Regions from separate parts of the Homo sapiens genome. Here all the other regions are linked to region 1. The links are chromatin contacts, found by Hi-C or POLR2A ChIA-PET in ENCODE. All regions are on one chromosome and are shown on one strand. Each heading gives the region's core, a stretch centred on a gene start or an enhancer-like site at or near the end of the contact. The rest is flanking DNA. Distances are from core to core; before and after follow the strand shown. Region 1 holds the start of PJA2 (praja ring finger ubiquitin ligase 2). Region 2 holds the start of ATG12 (autophagy related 12). Region 3 holds the start of TMED7-TICAM2 (TMED7-TICAM2 readthrough).

What was found. Hi-C counts contacts between places; a loop is a spot of excess contacts on that map. ChIA-PET counts read pairs that join two places held with the same protein, here RNA polymerase II (POLR2A). Pooled maps may share reads with other maps.
Region 2: a loop to region 1 is called in a map of naive thymus-derived CD4-positive, alpha-beta T cell, with 19 times the contacts of the local background. The contact joins the promoter of ATG12 here to the promoter of PJA2 in region 1. A Hi-C loop is called at or near these places in 1 of 168 maps with a recorded cell type or tissue (naive thymus-derived CD4-positive, alpha-beta T cell), 1 of 37 single-sample maps with no recorded cell type and 10 of 50 pooled maps. POLR2A ChIA-PET finds 5 or more read pairs at or near these places in 1 of 52 experiments (CD4-positive, alpha-beta T cell).
Region 3: a map of naive thymus-derived CD4-positive, alpha-beta T cell shows a loop between it and region 1 (18-fold over the local background). The contact joins the promoter of TMED7-TICAM2 here to the promoter of PJA2 in region 1. A Hi-C loop is called at or near these places in 1 of 168 maps with a recorded cell type or tissue (naive thymus-derived CD4-positive, alpha-beta T cell) and 7 of 50 pooled maps. POLR2A ChIA-PET finds 5 or more read pairs at or near these places in 1 of 52 experiments (activated naive CD4-positive, alpha-beta T cell).

What each region holds. Positions count from the first base shown.
Region 1 is chr5:109,408,583-109,411,316 of GRCh38, forward strand. It overlaps PJA2 (praja ring finger ubiquitin ligase 2), which reads right to left and starts at 1,392. Exons shown (of 10, transcript NM_014819.5): 1 at 1,260-1,392. RefSeq lists enhancers at 477-576, 617-736, 1,847-2,026 and a silencer at 1,257-1,336.
Region 2 is chr5:115,840,315-115,843,048 of GRCh38, forward strand. It overlaps ATG12 (autophagy related 12), which reads right to left and starts at 1,251. Exons shown (of 4, transcript NM_004707.4): 1 at 1,076-1,251. The coding sequence starts at 1,238. AP3S1 (adaptor related protein complex 3 subunit sigma 1) reads left to right here and starts at 1,621. Exons shown (of 6, transcript NM_001284.4): 1 at 1,621-1,792. The coding sequence starts at 1,724. RefSeq lists enhancers at 114-614, 618-1,519, 908-1,207, 1,218-1,267, 2,258-2,467 and silencers at 1,498-1,877, 1,978-2,167.
Region 3 is chr5:115,624,679-115,627,412 of GRCh38, forward strand. It overlaps TMED7-TICAM2 (TMED7-TICAM2 readthrough), which reads right to left and starts at 1,358. Exons shown (of 4, transcript NM_001164469.4): 1 at 923-1,358. The coding sequence starts at 1,114. TMED7 (transmembrane p24 trafficking protein 7) reads right to left here and starts at 1,358. Exons shown (of 3, transcript NM_181836.6): 1 at 923-1,358. The coding sequence starts at 1,114. RefSeq lists a silencer at 1,014-1,083 and an enhancer at 1,254-1,423.

The DNA of each region.
Region 1 (2,734 bases), core at 142-2,641:
TTGCAAGATTTTGAAAAATGAACACTAAACTGTCAACTTTACACTGGAGTGGGACTGGGGGATGAAAAGAAATATTTAAATTTTACCTAACAGTCCGTTATTTATATTGTTGAAGTGTACATCAAACTTGCATGTCTGCAATGAATTTTTAAAATTAAGTGGTCATCTCATATAAAAATGACATGAACCCCAAAAGACAATTACAACACTGAAAAATACAGTTTAAACGTTTATTACTGTTATCCTCAGGTTTATTCACATACACTTCAAATGATCCGTAGCCTTCAGCAAAGGTGACTGCCATTTTAAAGAAATGTGACCAAATATTTCATGATAAAACAGAATACATTAAGCCTGCAATGAAAATTTTAAACTTCACAGAACCAGCAGACTCAAAAGAAGCGCCTATGCGGATGTAAATTTTTTTTTTTTTAATGTCCGGAGAAGGAACTCTCAGATTACTCTCCTCCCTGCAAAACGACTATTTACCACCTCCCCTTTGCTTCAACTTGGTCTGAGCGTCTTTAACCTCACCATTTTGAATGTGCGCAAAATGATTACCAGTCATCTGAGGGAGGCCAAATTAAAGGTGCATCTGCAAGAGGAGCTCTGGCCTGACATCGCTAACTGAGAGCAGCCCTGGCGGAAAGGTGCTGATCCCGGGAGTAGAGCGACTGCTGCGGCTCGAGCGGGGTGTCTGCGTGCCGAGCCTCACTGACAATCGGGGAAAATGCAGACGCCCAGCAAAACGACGGCAACAGAAGGCTCCTCGGGGGAGGGGTGCTGCAGGCCTGTGGCGTAAGATGGTTCCGCTCTACGCGGGGTGACGGGAAACCGCAGAAGGTGGGTGTGAGGTGTTGGTTGGGGGGCAAACTCTTGTACAGTGGCGAGTGTAGGGGAAAGCCAGCGGGCTCCTTGGCCAAGTCACCAAGGACAGCAGAAGAGGCAGCAGTAAAGAGCGGCAGCGAAGACCCCGATACCAACCAATGTCATCTGTCGGGGGGCGGCGGGCGCGACCGTCCCGGATAGGAGCGCGGCCCGGGTCCGGGCTGGACAGGGCCCAGGAGGCGAAGAAGGCCTCCCACAGCCATCAACCCCACCCACCATGGCCGGCGCAGCAGGCCAGGGACAAGCCCCGCTCCTTCCGAAGCTAGAGACAGAGAAACTGAGGAGCTGAACGCAGCAATTTCCTCGCCCCGACCCCCACACTCCCGACAGCGGAACAAGCCAGACTGAAAAAAAAAAAAAAAAACCCTCACCGAAATGTGCAGCGGCTCCGGAGCGAGAACAGCGCTCGAACCTCCACCCGCCACCACCGCCTTCTTCTCCGCCTCCAACTCCTCCCCCGCCGAACGCGAAGCGGCTGGCGGCTGTGGCGGCGGCGGCGGCGGTGGCGGCGGCGGAAGCAGAGGCGGTGGCGGTGAGTCCCGCCCCTTGCGCCGCGGTGGAGGCGAAGGAGGAGAGTACGCAAGCCCCTCCCCCATAGCAGAGATGACCAGTCAGCTTACAGGGTCTCTGCTGGGGGACAATGCATACGCCCAATCAGAACCTGAGGAGTGGGCTCACGTCAATGGTTGGGACGTGGCAGAAAAAGGGAAAAATACTTGGACCTTCTCTACAGCCTGCTCCCCCATCTCCCTCAGGGGGAGTTCACCAATTGGCTGAAGAGCGGAAAGACGAAGCCGACTCAGTCCCCCGCCCCAGCCGAGCCCACCTCCTTTCCCTGCAGTACTGCGACGTTTGGGGAGGGGGCGGAGCACCGTGTAGGAGCTAAAACTGCGCGGCCTTTTGTGGTTTGGGCTGAGAGAAAAGGGCGGGGTCTCGGAAAGGGAAGGGGGTGTGGAGAACTAACAGAAAGACTGGCGCAGTTAGGCTTTTTCGGAAATTCCAACAGCAACAACCAAAATGGAGGCATTAAAATCGATCCTGATTCGACTGGAAACCTGATTAACAAGGTTAAGGTCTCCTGGCATAAAGTTCAGTTACAATGCAGATATCGGTGAGACAAAAAAAAAAAATGACACGAAGAAAGGCTTGTTTACCCACCCTGACCCTGGGCACTATATGGCGCTTTCCACCCTCCCTCTCCGCGCTGACCCTTGCCCCTCGCTTCTTATTCTGCTGGGGCGGGGTTCAGAGGAGGCCTGCCTTTCCTCTGTATAGCCTTGGGCTGACCACAGCCTCCCAGCTTGCATCTTGAGGCTGTTTGTCAAGCCGGGAAGTAACAGCTCCCATCACATGCAACCAAAATAAATACAACAGCTGCAGTCCCCGGACACCTTGCTTAATTTAAACCTGGGTAACAGTTTAGTTAATTATGTCAGTGATACAAAACTGTTTCTTCGTTCCGCACATATTCCCTTTATTCATCTTGAAACGTGTCCGCTTATCTGATTACAGTCCCTCTGTCTTCTCTTATTCCCCACCCCCGACCCGTCGCCTGATGCCCAGGATATATTCATCGCCACCCCTCCCCCGCGAATTAAGAGCCCCACTTCTTGTGCTGTCCCCTTAACAACAGCGAACTCTCTTGCCAGTGAACTGAGACTAATTTTTTTTTGCTGTTGATGGAAATAAATTACCCAAAATTTACTGTAGAAATTTAGGTTTATGAGAATTTGCCAGACATTTTGTGAAATCCAATCTGAATCCCAGCCCACTCCTGTAGTACGTTTCTTACCAAAAAACCATTCCTTGCTTGATATTACTCTGCCTTCACACGTGTTGCTATAGG
Region 2 (2,734 bases), core at 1-2,500, 6.4 Mb after region 1:
GAGGCGGAGTTTCGCTCTTGTTGTCCAGGCTGGAGTGCAATGGCGAGACCTCCGCCCACTGCCACCTCCGCCTCGCGGGTTCAAGCGATTCTCCTGCCTCAGCCTCCCGAGTAGCTGGGATTACAGGCGCGCGCCACCACACCCATCTAACTTTTATATTTTTAGTAGAGATGGAGTCTTACCATGTTGGCCAGGCTGGTCTCGAACTCTTGACCTCAGGTGATCCACCCGCCTCAGCCTACCAAAGTGCTGGGATTACAGGAGTGAGCCACCGCGCCCGGCCAGAGACCACTGTCATCTTAAGACAGAACGGGGAAAACGTCTAAGGACGAAATCAGCCTCTCTGAATCGAGGATGCTTATATGCTGCTTTTCCCATAGGCAACTCTAACTCTAAACAGAGTGCTTTAGAACACGTAATTTTAGCAATCTCTTTTACAAAGGGAAACATTCTCAAGCAATAAAGGGTTGAGGATAGCTGACTCAAGCAATGAAATAACTCACAAAGGTTCCAAAATGTGTTTCTTAAAAAGGTAACATCTATGCCTTTAGCTTTCCCTTAGCAGTCTTCATTCTGCATAAGAATTTGGTTTTTGGTTTAAGGAGTGAATTCACAACCAACTGGGAGGGGGAAAAAAGCAAAAGCGAGTTAAGTTGGAAGGCATGAATTCTAATCCAGGCTTTGCCAATGACCACCCCTACCACCATAAAACATTACTCAAATAATTAGCTCCTGTGTTAAGTACCTGGAATTACCGAGACCCCCCTCCCCCCGCCCCACTCAGCTCCCTCCCTCCTTCAAAGAGCTCGCAGTCTGGCCAACTCAAAAAAATACAGTATAAAAATAAGTGTGGCAGCCAAGTATCAGGCCCTACACCGATAGACAGAGATGGTATTTTAACACTCAACTTAAAGGCCTTAAAAATCAAAAAGTACACTTCTTTTCTTCTGATGACTGGTCAAAATGCAGGTCTAGGACAGGCGCTCCTCTAAATTTTGCTTCTTTACTGGCCGCCACCCCTACTCGGATGCAATCTGAACCTCCCGCCTCTCTGCCCGGAAATAAATTCAGTTACTTTTTTTCTTGGTGTCGCCAGCAGGTTCCTCTGTTCCCGGGGAAACTGCAGCGGAAGACGGGGGCTCCGGGGTGGTTGTTTCTGGGGAGACATCCGTAAGTCCTTCCCCTCCAGCAGCAATTGAAGTAGGAAGCTGCAACACAGACTGCGGCTCCTCCGCCATCTTGCTTGGAGACACTCGAGAGCGGAAGTAGCGACTGAGCGCGTGCAGTGGGCGTGCTTTTCTCCAGGGAGCGTCGCAAAGGAGGCGCCGGAGTAGGGGGACGCAATTACACAGTGAAACTTGGTGTTCCCGGCTAGTCATTCAAATCGAAGCTGTCGCAGACCTCTGAACGTTAGTAACGCAACATGTGTTTCTCCGCGACTACAGACCTCGGGAGAGGAGCGGTGGGCAACGTGTCTGTGCTCGGTCGAATGCGCACACTCCAGTTAGGCCGCTGGCTCGGACCTAGAAATGTTTCCGCTTTCCTTAGTGCCTGCCCCGCCCAGGCCCCGCCCCTTGGGCCCCGCCCGACGGCTCGGGAGCGCGCGCGGTCGCGTGCGGGAGGGGGCGGGTGGGGAAGGATCGCAGGCGAGATTACGAGGCGAGGCTCGCGCGCCCGCCCCCGCCCTGGCCCCCAGTGCCCACCCGGTCGGCCCGGCACAGCCATGATCAAGGCGATCCTAATCTTCAACAACCACGGGAAGCCGCGGCTCTCCAAGTTCTACCAGCCCTACGTGAGTATCCAGCCGCCGCTGATCCGGGCGAGGGGGAGTCGTTGGCGACGGGCAGCGCCCAGCGCGGCTTTCTCAGAGCGACCCCCTCCGGCGCGCTGCGGCCCTTGTCCCGTCCCGGCCGCCTGGCGCTCGCCAGCTGTCAGCCTCCTGGTGGGTGTGGACAGGGTGCCCACCTCCCTGCCGCGCGGTCAGCCACCGACGTGGCTTTGCCCGGGCGGTTCCTCCGCCCGTCGGTGGGCTGCATGCTTTCCTGGCTGCGCGGGCGAGGCCCTGGAGACTTCCCGGGGCCCGGCCCTCGCCGATCGGGCAGCCGCAGCCCAGCCGCGCCGCGGAGCCCTGCGCCCAGTCCCCAAGAGCCCACCCCGCGCGGCTGCCTTCCTGCCGCCCGCGGCTGCAGTTAGCCCGGGAGGAGGAAGACGGCGTGGAACTCGTTCTTCTCGCCCCCCTCCGCCGACTCCCATCCTTTCCAGGTGGACTTCTTTCTGTTCTTTGGACAGATGGGCTACCGTTTTTCACTGTGGTCCTCTCATAGCACAGGAACTTTGGCTTCCTGCGTTTGATAACTGCACGTTCTGTACAGTCTCTCTTCTGCATGTTTCGATACGTGACAGACTGCCCAGTGTGACTTTCAGGTGTCTCCTTATTGAAAAGGAAGATATGTGAGGACCTAATATTTTTATCAGGCTTTTTACCAGCTGGCTGCAAATTATTTACCCTCGAAGTAACCGGCGACGTTTGTAGTTGACTGATTGGAGCTGTGGTTCTATACCTAAAAGTTATGATTTCAGCTTCTGGTTTGGCATTTTTCCACGTATGGGAATTTGCCCTCATTTATAGTTTTTTTCTATTTATGAAGAATAGTAGCATTTGTAGAACTTCTCTTTTAACGTGTAAATACTGTTTAGTATGGACAAGTGCAGGAGGCATTAAGGTAGTAGAGAT
Region 3 (2,734 bases), core at 108-2,607, 6.2 Mb after region 1:
CTCTATGGCCCTGAAATTCTCAGTGTTCACTACTACCACAGGCTATTCCCCCTCCTCCCTTACCAAGGTGTTTATAGCTCATCCTTTAAAGTTCAGCTTAAAATAATTTTCCAAAGGAAGTCTTCCTTCATGGATCCTACTTACTGCTCTTAAGGCACAGTTCTGATGAATGAGCAGATACCAGTTAAGAAAAGCAGGGTGAGAGGGGAATCATGAATGATGGCAGTGACCCTATCTGTTTCGACCACTTCTGTACCACTGGCACCTAGTATTCAATAGCTACTCAAATGTTAAATGCGCCTACCAACCAAAATTGAAGCTCAGTAAAGACTGTTCTAACCAACCGAATAAACCACATTCTGTTAAAGTTTCTTTTTTATATAATCCCAAATATCAGAAGGGGCCTCTCATTTATCACAGCAATTCTTTCTACAACTCCCTTGGCAAATGGCCGTTCAACCTGTAATGGAGCTCTTCCAATGACAAGGACCGTATTAACCAACAGTCCTAATATTGGTAAAACTGAAAAGCAATGAAGTTAGACATTGGCAGCACTCCAAATCCAATTAAATTGGAGGTGTGGATTAGAGAGTAGAGGGTTGACACTGGGTACTACAGAGTATAAATGATTTTCTTTAAGGGAATCTTTTAAGGAAGAAAGTTCAATAGGCCTTAAAAATGAGATGGAAAGAAATGCTAAAGGGAGCATTTCTGGAATTCATATATTTTAACACCCGGTCTTAACATCTCTCACCCAAGGTTTATTAGAGGAAAGTCAAATGCTGGGCATCAGCTACCTAGAAGCGATTTTTGAATTAGCCTAAGAACGGGGAAACACGGACAGGAAAGTGCCATCCCTCAAGTTACACCCCCAATCCTGGAGCCGCGAGTTGGGGCCCAGGGACTGCTAGGCCCCTGATACCTGGAACTCCAGGGTGCACTTGGTGCCCTGAGCGATGTCCTCGTAGAAGCACTGCTTGGCGTTGTCAGGAAGCTCGAAGGTGATCTCAGAGGCGCCGCCGGGTCCAGGCACCAGTAGCAGCAGTGCGAGCAGCCTGCACCCCCAACGGCCCGCGACGGCCGCCCAGCGCTGCGCGGACCCCGGCCGCGGCATCCCGAGAAGGCGGCGGCGGCCTCAACCGAGCTGCGAGACGCAGGGTCAGGTCTGCGCGGACTCACCGCGCGCGGCAGGCCTCAGCGCAGGCCACCCCGCAAAGATACACAGCAGAGCAGGTTCACGCCTGTGGGAGATTCGGGATCAGAGCGACCCTCCGGCTTCCTGTGAGGGGCGCAGACGGGCGGACCTGGGGAGGTAAAAGAGAAGCGGAAAAGGCCTGAGAGGGTCGGAAGTGGGGATTAGCCTTTCGGGGGGTGAAGGGGCGGAGCCTGAGACACCGGCTCCCGTGACCCGGATGCGTTCTTCTCCGGGAACACGCGTTGGAGTGCGTACGTGGAAGCCCGCGAGGCGTTGGCTCTGCCTCCGTTGCAGCCTGGGACGAGGGGCGGGGCCAGAGTCGTGGGCGGAGAGGGGCGAGACCAGGAAACGGGGCGTGGCGGCCGCCGTGGTTACAGGCGGTTGGCGAGGGTAATTACGCTCCAATCACTGGCTTTTTTTGTTGTTTTTTTTTTTTTTTTTTTGAGACAAGAGTCTCGCCCTGTCACCCAGGCTGGAGTGCAGTGGCGCGATCTGCGCTCACTGCAACCTCCGCTGGGAACTTAGCGCTGGGGAGCATCTAGGGAGTGGTAAAGGGCTCATTTTGCCCTAGGGTGCTAATCGTTGGTGGTAGAGCGCTTTGCAATTTGCGGAGTTTTCTCATAAGTAATAATAAATATTTGGGGGAAGCAGCTGGGCAAGGAGCGCGAATTCTAAGAGCAGACTGCAGGAGTGCTTAATCCCTGCTTTGCCACGTACTGGCTGTGTGACGTCCGGCCACTTGCTTAAATTCTCTGCCTCAGTGTGTATCTGTAGAATGGAGATAATAGCACCTACCATAGAGAATTATTACAAAGTACCAATATTTGGAAAAAGTACCTAGAAGTGGTTGGTACATAGCAAGCACTAGATGAACTTTTGTTAAATTAAACGTCACAGTGCAATCAATACATTACATACCACAAGATAGGCAAAAATTTTAAGTGTAACAATAACAGATATTGGTCGACTTATAGAGCCACAAAACCTCTTATACACTGCTAGTGAAAAAGTAAATTGGTTAATCAAGTTGGAAAACAATGTGCCATTATCTAATAAAGTAGAATATATGTATACACACACAGAACACACACACCTATATACAGTGTGTGTGTGTGTGTGTGTATATATGTATATATATATATATATATATAGCCTGGAATATGTAGCCACAGCCTGGAAATTCCATTTTACATATATTTATGGAGTATATGCTTTAGAGCAGTGGTTCTCAAGTGTTGCTCTGAAGTCCCCAGAAGCCTCCTGAAACCCTTTCAGAGGGTATGTAATGATCTGTATGAAGCTGGATTTTCATTATATATTTCAACCAAAACAGCATAACAGATTGAATATCAAAGGAAATGAGCACCCAGCTTCTTCCTTAAATCTAGATATGAAAGATTTACAAAAATAAGGTCACTCTTCTTGCTAAATTTTTATTTCGAAAATATTTTTATTAAAAGATGTGTTATTTATGTAAATGTGTGCAGTGAGTTGAATTGTGTCCCCCTAAAAAATACATGTCCAAGTTTCAACCCCTCC